Regions from separate parts of the Homo sapiens genome. Here all the other regions are linked to region 2. Evidence: chromatin contacts called from ENCODE Hi-C or POLR2A ChIA-PET data. All regions are on one chromosome and are shown on one strand. The core of a region is the stretch at or near the end of the contact, and the rest is flanking DNA. Distances in the headings are between cores, read along the strand shown.

Evidence for each region. A loop is a pair of places that touch in the nucleus more often than their neighbours do. ChIA-PET counts read pairs that join two places held with the same protein, here RNA polymerase II (POLR2A). Pooled maps may share reads with other maps.
Region 1: a loop to region 2 is called in a map of gastrocnemius medialis, with 11 times the contacts of the local background. The contact joins the promoter of CTDSPL2 here to the promoter of FSIP1 in region 2. A Hi-C loop is called at or near these places in 2 of 168 maps with a recorded cell type or tissue (ascending aorta and gastrocnemius medialis) and 7 of 50 pooled maps.
Region 3: a loop to region 2 is called in a pooled map, with 10 times the contacts of the local background. The contact joins the promoter of AQR here to the promoter of FSIP1 in region 2. A Hi-C loop is called at or near these places in 6 of 50 pooled maps.
Region 4: a loop to region 2 is called in a map of CD8-positive, alpha-beta T cell, with 17 times the contacts of the local background. The contact joins the promoter of GOLM2 here to the promoter of FSIP1 in region 2. A Hi-C loop is called at or near these places in 1 of 168 maps with a recorded cell type or tissue (CD8-positive, alpha-beta T cell) and 7 of 50 pooled maps. POLR2A ChIA-PET finds 5 or more read pairs at or near these places in 1 of 52 experiments (HEK293).

The regions. Positions count from the first base shown.
Region 1 is chr15:44,426,233-44,430,693 of GRCh38, forward strand. It overlaps CTDSPL2 (CTD small phosphatase like 2), which reads left to right and starts at 1,397. Exons shown (of 13, transcript NM_016396.3): 1 at 1,397-1,540. LOC124903479 (a long non-coding RNA gene) reads left to right here. Exons shown (of 3, transcript XR_007064605.1): 3 at 62-85. RefSeq lists enhancers at 299-906, 561-790, 907-1,514, 1,071-1,450, 1,515-2,121.
Region 2 is chr15:39,780,472-39,784,661 of GRCh38, forward strand. It overlaps FSIP1 (fibrous sheath interacting protein 1), which reads right to left and starts at 2,370. Exons shown (of 12, transcript NM_152597.5): 1 at 2,157-2,370. It overlaps LOC105370941 (a long non-coding RNA gene), which reads left to right and starts at 2,435. Exons shown (of 1, transcript NR_135665.1): 1 at 2,435-4,190. RefSeq lists a silencer at 2,000-2,179 and an enhancer at 2,480-2,609.
Region 3 is chr15:34,967,363-34,971,958 of GRCh38, forward strand. It overlaps AQR (aquarius intron-binding spliceosomal factor), which reads right to left and starts at 2,380. Exons shown (of 35, transcript NM_014691.3): 1 at 2,177-2,380. The coding sequence starts at 2,251. RefSeq lists enhancers at 441-1,005, 2,174-2,323, 2,374-2,483.
Region 4 is chr15:44,286,785-44,290,943 of GRCh38, forward strand. GOLM2 (golgi membrane protein 2) reads left to right here and starts at 1,935. Exons shown (of 10, transcript NM_138423.4): 1 at 1,935-2,572. The coding sequence starts at 2,246. RefSeq lists enhancers at 994-1,900, 1,282-1,351, 1,747-2,041 and a silencer at 1,852-2,211.

The DNA.
Region 1 (4,461 bases), core at 147-2,646, 4.6 Mb after region 2:
CATCCTTGTATTCGCTTTATCAGTTTTTAAATTCTGTTTACTTGGGTGTCTTCTTCAATAGATTATGATCTTTGGCCGGGCGCGGTGGCTCACGCCTGTAATACCAGCACTTTGGGAGGCCGAAGCGGGCGGATCACGAGGTCAGGAGTACGAGACCAGCCTGACCAACGTGGTGAAACCCCGTCTCTACTAAAAATACAAAAATTAGCCGGTCGTGGTGGCGCGCGCCTGTAATCCCAGCTTCTCGGGGGGCTGAGGCAGAAGAATCGCTTGAACCCGGGAGGTGGAGGTTTGAGCCGAGATCGCGCCACTGCACTCCATCCTGGGCGACAGAGTGAAGACTCCGTCTCGAAAAAAAAAAAAAATCATTACCTTTGGGGAAGGCAGTATCCGTGTCTGCCTGGCTCACTGTTTTACCCGTCGCACCTAGTTATTTTTTCAATAAATATTTCTTGATTGAATAAGGAGAGTGGCTTGGAGTTTCAGTGAAAAATGTTCTTCCAAACACTAGGCTTGGTTTTCCGATACCCCACTAGAACTGGATTCTCTGGACTGATACATTTTCACTCTGTGGAGCTGACCGTCCTTTGACCTAGGGTCGCAGGTGGGAGCCCACTGGCCTGAAAGATCCGAGTTTTCAACCTGCAGAATCACCGCCAACATAGGGTTGAGTCGAAGGGCATGAATATTTATGATCCAAAAGCGACTGCTACGCCCTCTAGGCAATGAGCTGGAAAGGGAACCTTCAAGGGCCACCGAAATCCCAGGAAAGGCGCCAGATTCGCTTTCTCCCGGCCTCAGGCAGCTCTCCCTACGAACTACCTCCTCCAGCGCGCCAAGCCGTTAGTCCCGCCTTATCCCCTCAGCTCCACCTACCCAGCGCGCCCACAGTTACTAAACCCTAGCCGCCAGGGTGCACTACGCGTTCCTAAGCCCCGCCTCCGGGGCAAGGGCGCGCTCCCCCTCCCAGCTCTGCCCAAGCAGTTCCGTTAGGAGCGGGAGGAAAAACCGTCCTTCGGGTCCCCGCCTCTCCACTCCTAACGCTTTACTCCCTACTCCCCCTGCGACCACTACACAGCCGGCTACGGAGGCCCCTAATGTACAAATATCCCCCAGGCCCTTGCTCATCCTGATAGGTTTTGTCCTTTCTTAATCGACCCAGTACTAAGGCCTTGTGTTCAGTTTTTCTCCAGGATTCAGACTAGAGAGTTTCTTCCGGCGTAAGGAACTTCAACGCTCTTCACGGAAGTAAAAGTGTTTTTTTGGTTGTTGTTGCCGTTGTGGCTGCCCGCATTCCTTCCCTCCCACCTCGCGGAATTGTGGCGGGAGGGGGAGGAGGAAGTCAGGGCGCCTGCGCGGAGAGGCCGCTTTCCATCCGGGTCCCTGTCCGTGCGGTGCAGCAGGTCGGTAGGCGGGAAATGGCGACTGGCTGAAGGAGCTGGTTCTGTTGCTGCTGCGGGGTAAGCGGGAAAGACACCACACATTGCGCAGTCGGGACCATCGCCGGAGCCTGAGGACACTTCTCTGTCGTCACAGTTAGGTAATCCCCTTCGTCCAGACGCCGCCGCTGCTTCCAATCTCAGTCCTCCTCCTCTTCCAGGGCCGTCTGCCGGGATCTCCTCCCCTTCTAAACCTGGTCCTCCAGCGGCTCTGGCGCCTTGGTAGGCATGCACTCTTTGGCGCCTCGTACGTCCACTGTGCGGAGCCGCTCCTGTCTGGACTTTCCCCTGGGAACAGAAAGGGAGCTCACTTCCCGCCAGCTTCACCTCTTAGGTTGCGGCCTGCGTTGTGATTTCTGGGGTTAGATTTCACTTTGCTACCCACCCCCACTCCGATCTCAAGTTCCTAGTCCCCAACCTCTGGGTAATTAAGTTAGAAGTTTAGCTTTTTTTAACCTTTTTGGCCCACCTCATGTTTTCAGCATTTCATTCTTTGGAGTAGGGTGCTTTTAGGGGGGCGTTGCTCTTATCTCAGTTCTTATAAACACCTTTTCAGAATCTGGAAGAAGGGATTTGACTAAGTTCTGTTTATCTTTTGTACTGTTAAAATCTCGAGTTGACATTGTTACTTTTTCAAATCGGGAGTGGTAGTAAAGAACAGTCCATGTGGAAGGCGTCTGGTTTCCACAGTGGTCAGTTAAAGAGTGAACCTTATTATCCTTAATATTCTCTGCTTTCTTTGGATTTTAAATGTCTGTATGGGTGTTTACTTTTGCATTCTTGACCAGAGTTCTGTGGTAAATAATTGCATAAGTAAATCTTGTTTATTTACTTCTCACCCTAGTGGTGGCTGGATGTGTGAATGATGTTAAACACTTCAGCGTACCTTAGGGAAACCTAAAGAGATCTAAGAGCTCGTAAACTTACCTGAGATCCTGAAATGAAACGTACTCAGTAGATGTTCCTCCGAGGCAGGGATTTATCTTCCTAATGCTGGTAACGCAGTACCAAGATGAATTTCTTCAGTGGGTATACAAATTAGTGACTTGAAATGATGGATTTATCTGTGTAATTTTCAAATTGTAGATTGCTTTGTCTCCCCATTCTTCGCCCAGTTTTAAATTTTCGTTCCTGGTCCATTTTTTATTCTTAGAAAAGGGAAATGGCGTGTTAAAGCTAGTTTTACTATATTTCTTTACTTTTTCTTTCCTTTTTTTTAAATTACATTGCAGACCAATTGTTCATAAAGAGAAGTAATAAGGAGGCTGTTGGTGTTTTCGGAATTTATTAATCATGTTGAATTTGGGATCTTTGTAGGTTTTTTTGTTTTCACTAATCAAATTAAAATTTTAAAAACTGTTCACATTGAATATCAGTTGATATTTATAACTCAGGTTTTCAGTTCTGGATAGGTCCAGTTTAGAGAATTTCACTATTGTTTGCACGATGTTATGGTTAATTTTCAATAATAAACAGGAACACACAAACATTATTATAATCCTCATTTGGTAGACTTTGCCCAAGGTCATAAAGAAAGTCAAGGCAAAAGGTAGCTCTTATGTGAAGGAGTTTTTTAGGATTAAGTTGAGCTTCATACTTTCCTAAGGCGAATAGAATAGTGGAGGTACAGGCACGTTAACTACTTGCCGAGTCAGTTTATTTAAAAAATGGAGCCAAATATGCAACTTAAAGGGATCTTAAATCATTGGTCTAGTGTGTAGGTTTTGTCTGTATTTTAATGACCTTTTTGGGTAGTTAATAGCGTTAATGTTTTTAATAAAAATTAGTTTGCAGCTAGCTGAGTGAGCATTGTAGACCTTGTTTTCAAGAGTTCTCCTAAATTGTTTAGTACTACGTGCATTCAGTACTTGCACTCTTTTAATGCTTTCTCAGAGTTGAAAGAACGTATAAGCTGGCTGGGTGGGGTGGCTCACGCCTGTAATCCCAGCACTTTGGGAGGCCAAGGCAGGCGGATCACAAGATCAGGAGTTCGAGAACAGCCTGGCCAACATAGTGAAACTCCATCTCTACTAAAAATACAAAAATTAGCCGGGCATGGTGGTGCACACCTGTAGTCCCAGCTACTCGGGAGGCTGAGACAGGAGAATCGCTTGAACCCAGGAGGCGGAGGCTGCAGTGAGCTGAAGACCACCCCACTGTACTCCAGCCTGGTGACAGAGCGAGACTCCGTCTCAAAAAAAAAGAATGTAAAAGCTATAAATGATGTAGTCCTTAACCTTTGTGGACTTGTAGCTATATAGAAAATCTAAATAGGATTGCATAGGAATGTCAGGGTTTGTATGTTTCACAAGATTCCATTCTACATAGTGTCTCTTGTGCATTTAACTTGAGCTGGTAATGTTACTGTTTTCCCACTGTTAAGAAATTAAGAATTGGGGAAGTCTTTTCTTTTCAGATTCATCTAGCTGATCTCAAGTTTGTGATTTCTGCTTAAGTGGTTTTTCATGAGATTATTATATAACAGAGTCCATCTAATTCTGGTTAAAGAAACTTGGACCTGTTGTTCACCAAGGATGTACTAGATTCTGGATTTGTAGCTATAGATTTTATTGTCAGTTGAGTAAAATGGCATTTATTTTTATTTTTATTTTTTAGAGATGGGGGTCTCTCTTTGTGGCCCAGGTTGGAGTGCAGTAGTGAACCCCTGGGCCTATGCAGTCCTCCTGCTTCAGCCTCCCAAGTAGCTGGGACTGCAGGCACATGCTACCACACCTGGCTAATTTTTTTAGTTTTTTGTAGAGATGGGGTCTCCCTATGTTGCCCAGGCTGCTTTGCAACTCCTGGCTACAAGCAATCGTCCTGCCTCAGCCTCCCAAAGTGCTGGGAAGACGGGTATTTGCCACCAAGCCGAGTCCAAAATAGTATTAATTTATCCTAGTCATAGGAGACTGTGCTTTAGATTGATGAGATAATGAATAAAATGGTTTGCCAGAATTTGGAAAAAGCAATATCTAATTGTAACTTACCAGGTTGTGAAAGCATAAAGTAGAAAAGACACTTT
Region 2 (4,190 bases), core at 1,120-3,619:
CCGAGATTGCACCACTCCGGCCTGGGCAACAGAGCGAGACTCCGTGTCAAAAAAAGAAAAAAAAATTTATTTTATCTATTTTTCTATATCACCATTTATAGATATACGTCATGCTTTCAAACAACAGCATAATATCCCATAGATGCAGCACTTTTTTCATCAGTTCACTTAGGTGGTATATAGAATATTTGCTATTAAAAGCAATTCTAAAACTTGCTCAAAATGTATCACAGACCTAAAGTAAAACTTCACACTATAAAATTTTCTTTTTGTCGTTGTTATTGTTATTGTATTTGTAGTAAAGACAGGTTTCACTATGTTGGCCAGGCTGGTCTCGAACCCCTGACCTCAAGTGATCTGCCTGCCTCAGCCTGTCAAAGTGCTGGGATTACAGGGGTGAGCCACCGTGCCTGGCCAAAACTATAAAATTTCTAAAAAATACATGTGACTGTGGGTTAGGCAAAAATTTCTTAGATACAACATCAAAGGCATGATTCATAAAAGAAAATATGGATAAATTGGAAGGCATCAAAATTTAAAACTTGTAGTCTTCAAAAGATGTTAAGACAAGGAAAACAAAACCCAAAGACTAGGAGCAAATATTTGCAAAACACATATCTGACAAAGGACTCATATCCAGAATATATAAACAAGTATCAAGACTCAATAACAAGAAAACAAAGGATTTGGACACACACATCACCCCAGATGATGTACGGATGGCAAAAGAGCACATGAAAAGATGTTCAACATCATTACCCCTCAAAAAAATAAAATAAAAATCACAATGAGATACCACTACACACCTATTCAAATGACAAAAATTAATTTTTTAGAAAACTGACAATACCAAGTGCTGACAAAGTTGGAGAGCAACTGTAACACTCATATTGCCAATGACAATGCAAAATCATCACTTTTCAAAACTGCTTAGCAGTTTCTTATAAAGTTAAACATATATTTACCATATGACTCCACAATCTCATTCATATTTACCCAAGAAATGAAAACATATTCACACACACAAAAAAAAACCTGTACATGAATATTTATACCAGCTTCATCAATAATAGCCAACAACTGGAAAGAACTCATCCAAATATGCCTCAAGTAGGAAATGGATAAATATACTACCGTAGATCCATACAATGGACTATTACTCAGCAACATAAAGGAACAACTGATACACAGAACATGAATGAATAGCAACTGCATGATGCTAAGCTGAAAGAAGCCTGATTCAAAAGGCCACAGGGTGTTTGCTTCCATCAATATGACATTCTGGAATAGGCAAAATTACAGGAACAAAAAACTAGGAAGTTGTTGCCAGGGATGGCGTTAGGGGAGGGATTAAATACAAAGAGCACTAGGGAATTTGGGGTTCATGATGAAACTTCCGTATGCTGATTGTGGTGGTTGGTAATTACATAACTGTATACATTTGTCAAAACTCACAGAACTGTAGATTAAATGGGTGAGGCTTACCATAAGTAAGTTATACCTCAATTTTAAGTTAATATATTTGTGCCAATCTTTCTTTAGTTATGCTCATACATCCATAAAATATATTAGAATTGCTGAGTCAAAGAACACTTATGTTTCAAATTTTGGTAGTTCGCCAAATTGTACTCCAAAAAGGCTGCACCAAATTACACTACTTCCCCTACACTGGGCTGGGGCCCATCTGGTTATGTCAAAGCTGTTTCATCTTCTCCAGTCTCATAGGTGTAAAAGGTATCTGTGAATTTGGTTTACATTTCTTCACGAGAAAAGTTGAGTCTCTAATCAATTGTTTGCTGTTTGCATCTTTTTATTTTTCCTGTGAAATGCCTATTTGCATCCTTTGCCGTTTACGGTCTAGTTTAAATGGCTGGTGATCAGTTCTAGATCTTGGTGGGAAGATCCAAATCTCGGGAAAGTAGAAGCCTTGGTTACAGGTCCTAATGTTAGGTGATTCCTGGAGAAATAGCCTCCGCGGAGGCAGAAGCCGCTGGGGCCCCGCCCCCAATGAGCCCGCCCCCGCCCTCTCATTGGCCCTGTCCGCTCTCCCTGACAGTCCATCTACATGCCAAGCGGCCCGACGCAGCTCCGCCCCGCCCACTCCTCGGCGCACCGCCCCGCGACCGAGCTCCGCCCTCATCTGCGCGGCCCCTCACCTTCCCGCCGGGCCTCCTCGAGGAACTGGCCGCCGTCAGTCAGGGCGCAGATGGCCGCAGAAGCGCGCCGCAGACACTCGCCGCGCCAGCCACTTACCCCCAGAGGAGAGGGGTCTCTCCCGCCACCTCAGCCTCTCTGGTAGTGGAAGAAGCCGCCGGTCCAGATCCCTCCTGCCTGTGGGACCGCTGTTTCCCTGGCAACCAGATGCGCGATGCTTCCGGTCTCGCGATAGCGGAAAGGGCTGTACCATCCGGAAATGGGACCGGGGCCGGCGGCTGTTGGAGCCCTGCGAGCTGGGACGGCCGGCGTGTGTCCTTCCGTCTTCGCTGCCGACGGTGGGGGTTGGGAGCGATTTTTCGTCTTTAGGTTGGATTCGGAACGCGGACGTCTGGATGCTTGTGTATCTCTGTCCCTCATATTGCTGTGATGCCTTACAGGTCAGTTATCCTCTCCGAGCACAGTTTCCTCCTCCGTAAAATGGGAACAATAATAATTCCCTTCTTACAAGACTTGTGCAGCTCAAAAAGACCATGTATGTGAAGCTCTAGTAAATTTGGGGTGCTATGGAAATTTTAAAAATATGAGTTTTGCACAGATTCGGCTACAGTCCAAAAAGAGTTATAATTGCTTTTTGCACCTTCTTTCATTTCGTAGTTTCTCTAATTCTCAGTGCACGAAAATTATTTCCCTACGTCCACAAACTGATTTTCCTCACCTCCATTGCCATCATTTCTCCTGCTTTCCAGTCTGAACAGCACATTACCGTTTACAGGGCATTTTCACATTCATGGCCCCTTTGTCCTCATTGTTTTAACTAGGTACGATGTGGTTTTTTTTCAGCGAAGCAAATAGTCGTAGGCTGAGTTGCCGAAAGAACACAGCTGCAGTCTAGGCGAGTGCTGGGTATAAAAACCTGGCTATAAATGCCATCCCTATGCTCCTGAATCCTGCATCTTATCACCAGCCCAGACTTCCCTGAACTCCAGACTCCTTTACCTAACTGCCTATTTGGCATATCCACTTAGATGTGTAAGCATCTCAAACTTAACACGGGAAAAAACAACTTCTCCAGAGTCCCCCACCCACTTTCTATCCATCTCAGCAAATGGTAATTTCAGCCTGCCATGCCTAGACCAAAAACCTTGGAGTCATCCTCAATTCTTCTTCCTCTCTCACTCTACAATCTATTTGTCCTATCAGCTCAACATTCAAAATATATTCAGAATCCAAACATTCGTCACAACTTCAGTGCTTCCATTCAGGTTCATACTGACATCATCTCTAAATGATAAGGCTTTCTGTTGGCTCTCTGACCTCCACTCCTACCTACTGCTTTCCCCTGGTAAACCTGGTTCCAGCCTCACTGTCCTCATTGTTAGTGTTTCTGTGCAGGGATTTCTTCCCAGCATTTCTCAGGGAATTTATGTGGCTTTCCAAATCTCAAAAGAAAAAAAGTTGCAAACTGAAGAAAATGGGAGAAAGTATCCTAATCCTCCTATGAGAATTAAAACTTAGCAGCCGACCTAGAGATGTTACTGAAGAAATTCACCAATGTCAAGTTGAAAACCAGCACAGGAAATGCTGAGTTCGAGGTTGAGGTGAACATTTTCAGGAACCAGGTCAGGAGCACTTGGGAGAGACATGGCCACAATCTCATCAGTCAGTCTTGTTTGTAGTTGGTGCCATGAAAGCCTATGTTCCTGGCCCTGTGTGCCGCTGGCAGTGAGTCATTCTTGCAAATAAAATATAAATAGGTTGATACTCATTGTATACTTTATACAAATTCTATGAGCAGTGTTCAAAAAAGTAACGGGTTTTGGATTCAAAGTAAATCCTTAAATTGACAGTTTCCAACCCATGATTCTGGGTAGTACAGTTAACCCTGCTAGGAGATCTATTATTTGAATACTCCTCAATAATGTTCTCTGTGTTTTCCAGCATTTGAATATTTGCTATAAACCCCACTTCTTGTAAACACTTCTAAATTTAATAGTTCTCATTTTTTAAACAAAGGCTTCAGATACTTGTAATAA
Region 3 (4,596 bases), core at 1,130-3,629, 4.8 Mb before region 2:
TTTCATTTTCCTCATAGCATTTATCAGTGTATGAAACTATACCGTTCATCTGTCTGGTTCTTCCCTCTAAAATGTGAGTTCCATGACAGAAGTAAACTAATAAATGACTTCTACTGCAAAAATGCAGGTATATGGGGAAAGAGACCTCTAATCTCGTTTAAGTTGTCAGGAAAAGCCTCTCTAAAGTAGTGTAGAAGGCTGAGAATGAATAAAGGAAGGTGGGGAGAAAAAAAATGAGGATTCCTAGCAGAGGAACAATGTTGAAAAGCCAGGAGATGAAAGATAGCATGGCACATTCAAATAAACGAAGTTCTGTACAGCTAAGGCACAGAGTTAGAAAGGAAGAGGAAAAAGAGGAAACTGAAGATATAAGCACAGGTCAAATCACACAACACTATGAAGGATTTCAGCCGTTAACCTAAGGGTAATTAGAATTCTTTAAAGATTTCTTTTTTTTTGCTTCGTTTTTAGACGGAGTTTTGCTCTTGTTGCCCAGGCTGGAGTGCAATGGTGCGATCTTGGCTCATTGCAACCTCCGCCTCCCGGGTTCAAGCAATTCTCCTGCCTCAGCCTCCCGAGTAGCTGGGATTACAGGCATGCACCACCAAGCCTGCCTACTTTTGTATTTTTAGTAGAGACAGGGTTTCTCCATGTTGGTCAGGCTGGTCTCGAACTCCCGACCTCAGGTGATCGACCTGCCACGGCCTCCCAAAGTGCTGGGATTACAGGCATGAGCCATCGCGCCCGGCTGAAGATTTTAAGGACAGCCAGCCTTAGTGTAGTCCCTGTAGTCCTAGCTACAAGGGAGGCTGAGGTGGAAGGCTCACTGGAGCCCAGCCAACATAGTGAGACCCTATCTTGAAAGAAGAAAAGGAAGGAAAGGAAGGAAGAGATTTTTTTTTTTTTTTGAGACGGAGTCTCGCACTGTTGCCCAGGCTGGAGTGCAGTGGCGCGATCTCGGCTCACTGCAAGCTCCGCCTCCCGGGTTCACGCCATTCTCCTGCCTCAGCCTCCCGAGTAGCTGGGACCAAAGGCACCTGCCACCATGCCCGGCTAATTTTTTTTCTTTTTATTTTTAGTAGAGACGGGGTTTCACCGTGTTAGCCAGGATGGTCTCGATCTCCTGACCTCGTGATCCGCCCGCCTCGGCCTCCCAAAGTGCTGGGATTACAGGCGTGAGCCCCTGCGCCCGGCCGGAAGGCAGAAATTTTAAGAAGGCAAGTGATATGATGAGATTTGCACTTGTATGAAATCACTCGGAAAGCAACATGAAGAATGGGCTAGAGCAGAGCAAGAGGAAGGACAATATAACAGATTACGATACCTTGGTCCAGGCAGAAAACAATGGCAACCAAGCTTAGGGTGACAGAGATGTAGAACACCAGATAGATTCAAAAGATATTTAGAATGTAGAAATGTAGGGACTAAGGGAAAGGGAGGATTCAAAATCACTCCCTAGGCTTCTGCCCTGGCAAATCTGTTGAGACAAGGAATAAAGAATAAAGAAGCAGGTGGGCATGATAACTTCTACATTGAACTACTTACACTCTTATGCAATTCACAAATAAATAATAAGAATGAGGAATGATGCTGACAACCACAGGACTGTGGTTCCCTATCCAAAGCCAACTGTGGCTCACAATGCAAGATAGTAAACAGATTCTAAATGAACGCTCTCAAACTACAGAATTACTCTGTTTTTAGATAGGTCTATTTGGAGGTGTCTTGTCAGTTTCTCATCGCTGCTCAAAAACTCAGGACACTCTAAGGACCAGGAAAAAGCCTACTCCTACTTGAAGAGGCAGTCCAGCATCACTCTGCTGCGAAGCCTACTTGCCAGTCTCAGATAGACTGGGGTGTTCCCTCCTCTCTGAATCCATTGCTCCTGAGACAAACTCCAACACAGCAAAACTCATACAGTAGTTTTATTTTCATGCGTCTGTCTTCCTTGGGCCATGAACTCCCCAGGGCAGGGCAGCTTCTTTCACCACGGTATGCCCAGCACCTAGCATAGTGGCCGGCACGGAGCTGATACTCAGTAAAAAGACGTGTGTGAATCAATTAACAAACGAATGCCTCCTCCGGACTCCTAAATCCTGAAAAAAAACCCCACCACCAGGCCTCGGGGCCACGACGTCCATACCCACTCACACACACCAGACTCGCCCGAGCTCACCTGGGTCACGAACTCCGCATTGATTTGGGACACCGTAGGGGCCACGATCTTCTTGGGCTGCGCAGGGGCTGCCATGGCAGCACTCTTCCCTCCACTCCAGTGGAAACTAAAGGACCGCTCTGGGCAGCGGCAACCCTGGTCCACTTCCCTTAAGTTACTGCCGGGGCGCTTAACTCCGCGCCGCACAAACGCTCCGGGCCGGATATCCTCAGCCTTCAGAGTCCCGTAGGGAACCCGTACAACAGCCCAAGCGTTCCTCGGGAAGCGGAATGGCGTGTAGCCGGAAGTTCATGCAGGCGTTGGGGCTGAGCTAGCGAGCCAAGAGCTTTGACCTCCTCTGTACACGCCCTCTAGCGGGCGGCAGAGAGAAGACACCTCGCTGGCGGGATTAGGAGGGCAAGGGAGGGACCCGGTGGATGGTGTTGGGTGGGGTTTCTCGTGGTTAGTGAAGAGTGCCGTGTGCGGTGAATGGGGATTTAGTTTTTTTTCAACCCTAAAGAAAAAACAAAACAAAACAAAAAAAACAGCCTGGGAATATGGGCTGGGTTTTAACTGCCCTTAACAGTGTTTTAGTTTAGTTTTGTTTTTTTTGAGACGGAGTTTCGCTCTTGTTGCCCAGGCTGCAATGCAATGGTGCAATCTCGGCTCACAGCAACCTCTGCCTCCCGGGTTCAAGCGATTCTCCTGCCTCAGCCTCCCGTGTTGTTGGGATTACAGGCATGCGCCACCATGCACAGCTAATTTTTGTATTTTTAGTAGACACAGGGTTTCTCCGTATTGGTCAGGCTGGTCTCGAACTCACCAACTTTAGGTAATCCGCCTGCCTCAGGGTCCCAAAGTGCAGGGATTACAGGCCTTAACAGTTTTATGGAGGTAAAAATTGACATACAATAACCCAGCCAGGCGCGGTAGTCACGCCTGTAATCCCAGCGTTTTGGGAGGCTGAAGCTGGCCGATTGCCTGAGGTCAGGAGTTTGAGACCAGCCTGGCTAACATGGTGAAAACCCATCTCTACTAAAAAACAAAATTTAGCCGGGCGTGGTGGCGCGCGCCTGTAGTTCCAGCTACTCGGATTCAGGAGAATAATCACTTGAAGCTGGGAGGCGGAGGTTGCAGTGAGCCGAGATTGCGCCATTGCACTCCAGCTTGGTGACAGAGCGAGACTAGCCTCAAAAAATAAAAATAAAATAATAATAAAAATAATTCACATACAATAACCCACACATATTTAGGTTGTAAAATTTGATGCGTTTTGACATGAACATACATTTGTGAAACTATTGCCAAAATCATAATGAGCATATCAAAGCCTCTAAAAGTTTCCTCGTGAACTTTTGCTATCTGTGCCTTTCACTGTTCCCACCCACTTTTCAGGCAACCACTGATCTGCTTTCTGTCACTATAGTTTGCTTTTCATGGAATTTTATATAAATGAAATAATACAGTGCATGCCTTCTTTCACTCAACGAAATGATTTTGAGATGGATTCATGTTGTTGCATGTATCAGTAGTTCATTCCTTTTTTATTGCTTAACATTCGTTCCATTTTACTGATATACCACAGTTTGATAAACTATTCATCTGCTGATAGACATTTGAGTTGTTCCAAGTTCTCAGTTATTACAAATAAAGCCACTATGAGCATTTGTGTATAAGTCTTCATGTGGACATATACTTCCTTTGCTCTTAAATACTTAGGAGTGAAATATTTGGGTTATACGATAGGTGTGTTTGTTTGTTTGTTGTTTGTTTGAGATGGAGTCTTGCTCTGTCGCCCGGGCTGGAGTGCAATGGCGTGATCTCGGATCACTGCAACCTCTGCCTCCTGGGATCAAGAGATTCTCCTGCCTCAGGCTCCTGAGTAGCTGGGATTACAGGCAACGCGCCATCACACCTGACTAGTTTTTGTATTTTTAGTAGAGACGGGGTTTCACCATGTTGGTCAGGCTGGTCTTGAACTCCTAAGCTCGTGATCTGCCCACTTTGACCTCCCAAAGTGCTGGGATTACAGGCATAAGCCACTGCACCCGGCAAGTATATGTTTAAGTTTTTAGAAACTGCCATCTTTCTAAAGTAGTACTATTTTACATTCACATCAGGAGCATATAATTCTAGTTTGTTCTCCACCTCGTCAACACTTAATATGGACAATTTTTTTTAAATTTTTAAGTTCAAGGGCACATGTGCAGGATGGGCAGGTTTGTTACATAGGTAAAGGTGTGTCATAGGGGTTCATTGTACAAATTATTTCATCACTCAGGTATTAAGCCCAGTATACATTAGTTATTTTTTCTGATCCTCTCCCTCCACCCACCCAACCCTCTGGAAGGCCCCAGTGTGCATTGTTCCCCTCTATGTGAATATGGACAATCTTTTAATTTTAGTCTTTATTTATTTATTTATATATTCATTTTGAGATG
Region 4 (4,159 bases), core at 685-3,184, 4.5 Mb after region 2:
AATATTTATACTTTTAGATTTGCCTATGTAAAAATGAAAACACTCGTGGGAACAGTAAATCTTAAGTAGTTAACATAACTTTATAGAATAATTTTTTTTTCTCTTCAGACGGAGTCTCACTCTGTTGCCCAAGGTGGGGTGCAATGGCACGATCTCGGCTCACTGCAACCTCTGCCTCACCGATTCAAGTGATTCTCCTGCCTCAGCCTCCCGAGTAGCTGAGGCTACAGGGGTGAGCCACCGCGCCCGGCCTAGAATAATTTTCGATTGCTGGTTGAGCAGAGCAAGGCCAATATGAGTTGAGGAAAGCAGAGATGGAAAGGCTCTTTATAGTTAATGATTTCTCATTTTTGCTTTGCTTCCTTTTGCCAAAGTCGGCTTGTCATCTGAGAGTGGAGAGGATTTGTTAGATCTTATGAAGCCAGAGCTCACTTCTGATGTGAACCAAGTATTAATAATTTTGGTGGTGGTTTTCTGTACTGCATCTGAGAGAGTAATCATTGTTCTTTGAAGATGCAATAATTCTACGCTACTACGGGACTTAGGGAAATAATTTTTGAGGATAGGAAGCACAGAATAATTAAGATGACAAGTCTTCCTGCCTCAAAATCATATCACTCTGATTCGAATAAAAAATACCAAGGTTTTTCCTTCTTGAGGTTTTATACTCATGGAAGTTCTTCAACCTGAGGTCTGAAAAATAAGGCAACCCCATCCTCTCCTTAAACAGGTTAGAGCCAGTACCTTTTTATTTCTCTATGCACGGACAAAATAATTATGCAAAAAAAAAAAAGAGGCAGGTTTTGTTTTTTTTTTTGCACTACTGAAATTCACACTTAACATATAAACAATCTGCTATATGCAGACAGCACTGGTGTTTAGAGTTCAATGATCTGGATTCAAGCCTATTTAAAACCAGATAAGAGAAAGTTCCCAAACATCTATGTGTCTTGGATTCTTCATCTGTAAAATTGCGTTGTTGAGAAGATAATATGAGACTAGGCGCGCAAAACAATTTGTTAGAGCTATTATTTCTAACCCGGAATGTGTTCGCTGGCAGTAACAGTGCATTAGTTACGATTCATCGAGGGCAGCTTCTGGACTTTCTGTTTGGAAGCCCAGCTGAGGCAAAAGCAGCAGTGCGTTTAAAAATTGGAGCTCGCCACATTCTGAAATTCTTTCGGTTCGTGAAAGCAGTAACCTAGGAAACGAGACTGGCACCACCCCTTTCAGTCCTAAAGCTTGGTTTCTCCCGCTTTTCTCCATTATGTTTAGGGCATCGCTATTTTACAGTCTTTTTGTTTTTTCTTTCCACATCATTAGCACAAAAGAGAAATTCCCCTTCTACAGAAGCAAGTACAAAACCTTTCTAGTCGCTCCTTTTTGGCAGCAGCTCACCTACTATTTTTTTCTATTCCGCGGTCGCAGCCCCAGACGTCCTCAAAGACAAATATTTTCGCGAGGGCCAGTGTAGGGCAGGAACTCCCTAGGCCTTGAATCAAGGGAATCCAGTAGATAACAACAGAAAGGACTCCGACCCAGGTACCTGAGACATCTGAGACCGCCAAAATTAACACAACACCCTACGCGACAGAGAAAACTCTGGGCGGGGAGAGAGAAAGAGAGCGAGCGAGCGAGAGAGAGAGAGAGCGAGAGAGAGAGAGAGAGAGAGAGAGAGAGAGAGAGAGAGAGAGAGAAAGAGAGCGAGCGAGAGAGAGCGAGAGAGCGAGAGAGCGAGAGAGCGAGAGAGCGAGAGAGAGAGAGAGAGAGAGAGAGAGAGAGAGAGAGAGAGAGAGAGAGAGAGAGAGACGAGAGGAAGCAACGTTCTCGCGACAAGAGGGGTGTCGACGGAAACTCGGAAATGGTCCCCTAGACGACCCGGCCCCAGCTAGTGGGTGGGGCCAGGGTACATCCGCCCCTTTCCGGTTTTTTTCCCCGCCTCCCAACCGTGAGGTGTTGGGTTTGGGGGACGCTGGCAGCTGGGTTCTCCCGGTTCCCTTGGGCAGGTGCAGGGTCGGGTTCAAAGCCTCCGGAACGCGTTTTGGCCTGATTTGAGGAGGGGGGCGGGGAGGGACCTGCGGCTTGCGGCCCCGCCCCCTTCTCCGGCTCGCAGCCGACCGGTAAGCCCGCCTCCTCCCTCGGCCGGCCCTGGGGCCGTGTCCGCCGGGCAACTCCAGCCGAGGCCTGGGCTTCTGCCTGCAGGTGTCTGCGGCGAGGCCCCTAGGGTACAGCCCGATTTGGCCCCATGGTGGGTTTCGGGGCCAACCGGCGGGCTGGCCGCCTGCCCTCTCTCGTGCTGGTGGTGCTGCTGGTGGTGATCGTCGTCCTCGCCTTCAACTACTGGAGCATCTCCTCCCGCCACGTCCTGCTTCAGGAGGAGGTGGCCGAGCTGCAGGGCCAGGTCCAGCGCACCGAAGTGGCCCGCGGGCGGCTGGAAAAGCGCAATTCGGACCTCTTGCTGTTGGTGGACACGCACAAGAAACAGATCGACCAGAAGGAGGCCGACTACGGCCGCCTCAGCAGCCGGCTGCAGGCCAGAGAGGGCCTCGGGAAGAGATGCGAGGATGACAAGGTAAGGACGACCCTTTTCTCTTCAAACCCCATGGTTTCTTTTCTCCCCGGGGTCTGGGGCGGGATGTTAATCCGCTAGCTGTTGTCTTATGCCTTCCAGTATTTCAGTCCTGAAGGCTCCTTTCACCCCCAACAACCCTGTTTCTGTCAGACTTTTCCCAGTTTATCAGTGCCACGTTCTCTGGTCCCTGCCAGAAAAAAATGACTGTAAATTCTGGTTCTCAAGAGTGGACTGTGTGCAGATGCTGCCTATTCTCTAAGCTCAGCTGGTGAGTTGGCAGTAGTAATCATCTGGCCTGTGTGGCCCCCTTACCTTCAAAGACACACAAATCTGGCGACTGCCAGGTTTGGTGTGGTTATTGTCTCATTTTTATTCCGTGCACACTGATCAATATTAATTTCGTTATTTAAAGAACGAAGCCGCCTCTGACTCCTCTACTTATGGTAGTCATCATATATTTTTTAAGCTGTGTGACTTTTAAAATCTCTATAGGGTGATGTATTGAATAACTAAATAATCAGCTATGACTGCCTTTTTGTGATCAAAATGTTATGATAGATGGGCCCTCGAGCTATATGTGAGACACACTTGTGTCTTGGACATAGTTGATCCATCATTATCTACTCAATTTGAATTGTTAATGAAATCAGCCAAAAGATTAGAATCTGAAAATAAATTTTAAGCAGTGGAATGTCATGTCAGTGTCTTCATTGAAAGAAAATAGAATGAAATTTTGTATAGCTAAGTTGCTATTAGGGTTGGTGTTTTATGCAGATGGAAAACTATACAAAGTTTTAAATATAAAAAGTTTAAAATTGAACTGTAATCATACTTGCTACTAAATAATCCTTGTTTTCATTAGCTCATTGGTAACTATATTAATAGTTTATGACTTAGCAACTTCTGTAGGTATAGTAGAGTTATGAAAATTTCTGGGCAGGATAGTAGATGCCTTTCTATACACTTCTTTGGTAATCTTCACATTTTTGTGTGTAAATGCCCATTATAATTACAAGTTTTACTTTGCATATCAAAATCACTTAAGGGTAAGTCATTATGAATTAAACTGTCTGTGAGCTTCTAACTTTCCTGTTGACAGCCTCTACCTGGCTTTCTTATTTCATGAAGATTAAGGCCCTCAGCTAAGTGCTTCCCTATAACCCCCTCCTCTTCACCATAACATAGACATGCTATGATAGGGTCAAGGAATCAGTACATTTATATGTGCGCTGCATGCTTAACTCTAAAGACTGAAAAACTCTCGGGCAGAGTAGGTAGAAATCCATGAAAGTTTGGAGTATTAAAGTAAGGTCTTCCTACTTGGCATGGTTGAGCATTACAATTCACATTCTTCTCTCTGGTCTCAAAGGAAAGTCTCTTGTTGTAATTAATACTCTTGATTCCATTCTTTCATCCATTGGACTTTTTGTTGTTGTCGTTGTTGTTGTTGTTGTTGTTTTTTGAGACGGAGTTTTGTTTTTGTTGCCCAGGCAGGAGTGCAATGGCGTGATCTCAGCTCACTGCAACCTCCGCCCCCCCGGGGTTCAAGCAATTCTCCTGCTTCAGCCTCCTGAGTAGCTGGGATTA